Linked DNA regions of Homo sapiens: region 2 is linked to region 1. Evidence: chromatin loops called from intact Hi-C (ENCODE). Cell type or tissue: heart left ventricle. All regions are shown on one strand. Links, peaks and the distances in the headings refer to the core of each region. The heading gives the core; the rest is flanking DNA. Region 1 has its middle 25 kb from the start of PTPRJ. Region 2 overlaps PTPRJ (protein tyrosine phosphatase receptor type J).

Region 1 (2,921 bases), core at 251-2,750:
TGTTAACTTTCGAGTCTCGTCACTTCCTTAGGGAGGCCTCTCCTCCTAATCTTAATTATGTTTTCCTTCCCTGTTATTCACTCTCGTAGCACTTAGGACAATTTGCAATCATATATAAGAGTAAACATCGGGCTGGGCACCATGGCTCACACCTGTAATCCCAGCATTTTGGGAGGCCAAGGCCTCCCAAATCTCAGATCACGAGGTCAGGAGTTCAAGACCAGCCTGACCAATGGTGAAACCCTGTCTCTACTAAAAATACAAAAATTACCCAAGCATGGTGGCACATGCCTGTAATCCCAGCTACTCCAGCTGAGGCAGGAGAATCTCTTGAACCTGGGAGGCAGAGGTTGCAGTGAGCGGAGATCATGCCACTGCCCTCCAGTTTGGGTGACAGAGCAAGACCGTGTCTCAAAAAAAAAAAAAAAAAAAAGAGTAACCATCTCATGGGCTTATTATGATGAATAAATAATAAGATGTGAGTAAAGCATGAATTTTGTGTATATTTGGCTCTCAATATATGTGAATTTTTTTTGTTATTATTATTTACACTGGATTCCTTCCTGGGTTAAAATCACTGACATGTCTACATTATTGGCAATTTCACCAAATCTAAGGCACCATCAATTGTAACCTACACCCTTACTGATGCGTTTCTAAGAAATAGGAAAACCGTGACACAAAGCTTTCCCATCACTTAAAAATTTCATTTTATGCATATTAAAAGAGCTCTTTTAAGTCTTATTTAGACATAGATTTTTATCGACTATCAAGCTGCTTGTTTCCTTACCCTTTTTAGTATATAATAATTTTTCATTTCAGTGCTGAATCAGTGTGGAATGTTTTTGAAGACATTGTAAGTAGTGATTAAACTCAATACCTATAGTGCTAACAGTGCACACAGCTTAAGGGAAAGGTTGGCAAGAGGAAGAGTTGTGACCAGCCCTGTGCACGTGTGGGCAGTGACTATGACCTGGCTGTCAGCAATTCATCAACAATTTGAGATGCCATCACTTGCACATCAATTTACACATCGGTGTAAAAATGTGAAAAAAAAGGTGTTGCAAATTGATGAAATTTAATATTAAAATGTGAATGTCCCCCCTAACAGTTGTATGGTTCCCTATATGGTTTTCCCAAAGCCACCATGGTTTAAATAAAACCTATTAGGTTTTTCCTATTTATTTATTTATGAGACAGAGTCTTGCTCTGTCATACAGGCTGGAGTGCAGTGGCATGATCTCTATTCACTGCAACCTCCGCCACCCAGGTTCAAAGGATTCTACTACCTCAGCCTCCCTGGTAGCTGGGACCACAGACGTGTGCTACCATGACCGGCTGATTTTTGTATTTTTAGTAGAGACGGTGTTTCACCATGTTGGCCAGGCTGGTTTCAAACTCCTGACCTCAAGTGATCTGCCTGCCTGGGCCTCCCAAAGTGCTGAGATTACAGGTGTGAGCTACCGCGCCCTGCAGGTTTTCCTTTTTAGTAGTGACTTCATCTGTCACATTGAACTTTATGTTGGTTAAAGCAATTCTAACTGCTGTAACAGCTAAAACCTCATCAGTTAATGCTATAAAGGTTTGTTTCTTGCTCATGTAGAGTCCAAATCAGATGTCTCTTATTGACAACAAGAGCTGTACTCCACGTTGCCGTTCAGGGATCCAGACACAGAGATTCTGTCAGTTTCACCAGGTCATTTGAAGGGTTGCCCTGGGCCCATAAGCATAAAAGGTTTTATGGGCTAAGCCTGGAAATAGCTTGCAAAGCACACTTTTGCTCACATTTCACTGCTAGAGCTTGAGCACAGGGCAGCATCTATCTGCAAGGGAGTCTGGGAAATGTAGTCTAGCTGGGTCACCAGGAAGAAAAGGAAATGGATTTGGTAATCAGGTAGCAATATCTGCTCTAAGCTTTATAGAGAATTAAAGGACTGTGATGGGCATTCTGTATAAATTAATTCATTTTGCCCTCACAATAACACTTCAAGTGGGCATTGTCCTCACTTTACAGATAAAGAAACTGAAACTCAAAGAGGTGAAAGACTTGCCCAAGGTCATATAGCTTTACAGTCATGGAGCTAGAGTTAAAGTCTTATCTGCCTATGTTCTTCTCATTACACCCATTTGCCTCTTTGAATTATACAAGAAAGATGGAGGGAGAGAGAAACTACATATCTATAGTCCTTTTCCTATGAGGCTGATCCACATATAGGGTTTCCTTTGGTTTTCTCCAAGGTCATGGATTTTACCCATAATCAGTCGTCTCTTACCAGTGGATAGGGGAGGACCAAACTACAGCATTTGGTACCCACAAATAGCCTGGGTTTCACTTGAGTGGGTCTGGCTAGGATGTGTCCTTTTTCTGGGTACATGACATTTGGGAACAGTCATTTGAACAATGGACTTATATCTATAGATATACATGTAGATATAGATGTAGATGAGATATAGATAAAAAATACTTAGAAGTAAAAACAACCAAACACAATGTGTAGACGATGATTGGATCCTAGTTTGAAAAAAAAATACAGCAGTAAAAAAATATTTTGGGGGTGGGTGCAGTGACTTACGCCTGTTATCCCACCACTTTGGGAGGCTGAGGTGGACCGATCACTTGAGCTCAGGAGTTTGAGACCAGTCAAGGCAACACAGTGAAACCCGCCTCCATAAAAAATACAAAAATTAGATGGGTGTGGTGGCATGTACCTGTAGTTCCAGCTACTTGGGAGGCTGAGGTAAGAGGATGCCTTGAGCCTGGGAGGCAGAGGTTGCAGTGAGCTGAGAATGTGCCACTGCACTTAAGCCTGGGCAACAGAGCCAGACCCTGTTTCAATAAATAAATAAATATATAAAAAATTATATATATATAGTTATATATAAACATCAAAGAGTTAATTATATATAATACATAAAAGGTT
Region 2 (2,921 bases), core at 296-2,795, 59 kb after region 1:
CACAGCCCCAAGGTCATGTTTTCAAGGTTGGCATTTGGGAGGCCTTGTCAGAAGGTCTTATACCATATTCCAGTCACCCAAAGTGCTGCCCGCCATGCCTGTTCGTTCAGCAGGATTTCCCTGAGCACCTGCTCTGTGCCAAGCCCTATGCTAAGCACCAAGGGAGTAAATATGGAGGGCAGTGTCCCCAGAGTCCAGGAACTCGTGATCTAGTCGGGGAGGAGAGGGGTACCTACTCTGTCTTTTACACAGCAAGTGTAACCTCTGAAGAATGATGTTCCAGGAGGCAAGAGCAACCCTGGCGGACTGGTGGAGCTGGGAAGGGAAAGATGCTTCTGGAGGGGCCTTGGGAGAAGAGTCCTCCAGGGTGAGCCCCTTGAGAGAGGTTTCAGAGCTCTCATCCATCTTCATATCCTGGCACTTAGCCCAGGCACTAAAATTTGCATATTTTTGATGGCAATTAAAAAAATACTAGCTTTACTGAGATATAATTCACATACAGTAAAATTCACCCATTTAAAAAGTATACAGTTCAAGGTTAGGCACGGTAGCTCATGCCTGTAATCCCAGCACTTTGGGAGGCTGAGGCAGGTGGATCACCTGAGGTCAGGAGCTTGAGACCAACCTGGCCAACATCGTGAAACCCCATCTCTACTAAAAATACAAAAATTAACCGGGTGTGGTGGTGTGTGCCTGTAATCGTAGCTACTTGGGAGGTGGAGACAGGAGAATTTCTTGAACCGGGTGGGGGAAGTTGCAGTGGGCTGAGATTGTGCCACTGCACTCCAGCCTGGGCAACAGAGTGAGACTCTGTGTCAAAAAAAAAAAAAAAAAAAAGGTTCCATTCAAGATGTCAAGCCCCACGGGACTGAGGGTAACATGAGGGTAACAGACAGGTGATGTTAAATTCCATTTGGGCTCATGTTCACCCCCAGGCCCCTTATTTTCTTTCAAACACATGGAATGGGCATTTAGAACTAGGAAGATCATGAATCTGGTGGCTGTGTAGATGCCATACCAGGTATGGACCACAGGCTTGGAGCGCAGCAGCATACAGGGGTCAGAGGTCAAGGCCAGTGGTCTATCAGAACCCAGTTCCTGCAGGAGCCAGTGCCGGTACTAGGTAGACTCAGATGACTGAATGGTCCTCGGGATCTGAAGGCCAGTGGGGGAGATGAGGCCTGGCCTCCCGGAAGTGCTCAGTAAACATTTGTTAATCATTTCCTGCCTAGGGAAGCTCTGTGGTATGCTCAGGAGAATCTTGCTTCTCATGGGGGAATGGGTGGTTGTCATTTGGGTGGCCTGACTGCCAGCCTGCTTGCTGGCTCTCTGGGAGTTGGGGTGGTGGCATCAACCTGCAGAGGCGGGGCAGTGGGGCAGCTCACGGCTGTGTGGGTAAGTAAGCAGTGAGCACAGTGAGGGAGCTGTTGCCAGGAGCCTCTTGGCTTAGTGAGCCAAGCAGAACCATGTGATGCACCCTGTGGGCGGCCACCTGGGGACTCAGGACATGCACCCAGATCCCTCCTCCCCTACCCACTTCAAAGAAAGTGCTGCCCTCCCAGTGGTGATGAAGACCTTCCGCTGGCCCCAGCCTCTGGGATCTGGCCTTTACTTGGGTATTCATGTGGCCCTGGGGGTTGGCTTTGCTGAAGTTGGGCAGAGCAGGTGGGTTCTGGAATGTGCAGGGGCAACCAGAGTGTCCATCTGTTTGGGTGAAGCCAGCTGTTTAGGTCTGAAGGATCTGTTTGATTTTTAGAAACATGATGTGTTCCAGAGTTAGTAGGTGGTGGTGATGGAGGGTATTGGCGTGAAGAGTGTGGATGCTCTTCGTTCCTTTGCTGTTTTGGGACTATCTCTCTATGGGGTAGTGGCCCCTTTCCTTGTTAGGATCATTTAGAACCCCCTGGGATCATGAGAATGAATGTGGGTCTATCCTTCCTTCTGTGTGAGGAAAAGGGGAGGTATTGTGGTTAAGCAAGTTTGGAGAACTCTGGCCTGAACAAAATCAAACAGATGTCTTTCTTGCAGGACTTAGAAGAAACTTAAATCTGTTGGTAACTCTTTAAGAGGGAAGGGGATATAAAACCCTTGTTTTCCCTAGATTTTTGTTTTACTCTATAGCTGTCTCTTTTTAGAAGCATCTCATGAGACTAATGTTTTTAGGAACCTGCTGTAGGAAATTCATTTATTCAAAAAATATTTGTTGAGCATCTGTTATGTGCTAGTGACTGCTCCAGGTGCTTGGGATACAGCAGTGACCACCTCCAACCAAGATCCCGCTTTCAAGAACTTCCATTCTAGCAGAAGTGATGAACTCATTTTTATGGAGCACCTACTGTGTATTAGGCATGTGAGTTATCACACATTATCTGCTTTACCCCTCACAACAGCCTGGTGAGGTAGATGGACTATTTTATTTTATTTTATTTTATGACAGTGTTTCACTCTTGTTACCCAGGCTGGAGTACAGTGGCGCAATCTCGGCTCACTGCAACCTCCAGCCTCCACCAGGTTCAAGCGATTCTCCTGCCTCAGCCTCTCGAGTAGCTGGGATTACAGGCATGCGCCACCATGCCCGGCTAATTTTTTTGTAGTTTTTAGTACAAATGGGGTTTCACCATGTTGGCTAGGCTGGTCTCGAGCTCCTGACCTCAGGTGATCTGCCTGCCTTGGCCTCCCAAAGTGGTGGGATTACAGGTGTGAGCCACTGTCCCAGGCCAGATGGACCATTTTAAAGATTAGGTAACTGAGCTCTAGGGGTCAAGAGACTTGGCCACTTTGGCAGCTGCATTGTCGTTTTTGGATTATGTCATCAAATTGCAAGGGGAGGTGGTGAAATAAGGAATTTCTGCAACAGAAATTGGAGTCTGCGGTGGGGATGCTGCAGGCCTTAGCTGCTGTATCACTGTGTCCGTTTATGA

The links. A loop is a pair of places that touch in the nucleus more often than their neighbours do. Peaks named below come from ENCODE experiments on the same cell type or tissue, not always from the same donor. Only the 100,000 strongest peaks of a DNase experiment are listed, where the experiment ranks them.
Region 2: a loop joins it to region 1, with 4 times the contacts of the local background. A loop is called at or near these places in 8 of 110 quality-filtered maps.

Annotation. Positions count from the first base shown.
Region 1 is chr11:47,953,608-47,956,528 of GRCh38, forward strand. No RefSeq gene overlaps it. Among named protein-coding and RNA genes, the nearest start is that of PTPRJ, 25 kb to the right of the region's middle. RefSeq lists enhancers at 1,710-2,004, 1,749-1,838. In heart left ventricle, for the core only: no CTCF peak of the experiment used is centred there; no DNase peak of the experiment used is centred there.
Region 2 is chr11:48,012,287-48,015,207 of GRCh38, forward strand. The region is part of intron 1 of PTPRJ (protein tyrosine phosphatase receptor type J); the gene reads left to right. Among named protein-coding and RNA genes, the nearest start is that of PTPRJ, 33 kb to the left of the region's middle. RefSeq lists an enhancer at 1,536-1,745. In heart left ventricle, for the core only: no CTCF peak of the experiment used is centred there; a DNase peak (open chromatin) is centred at 1,385.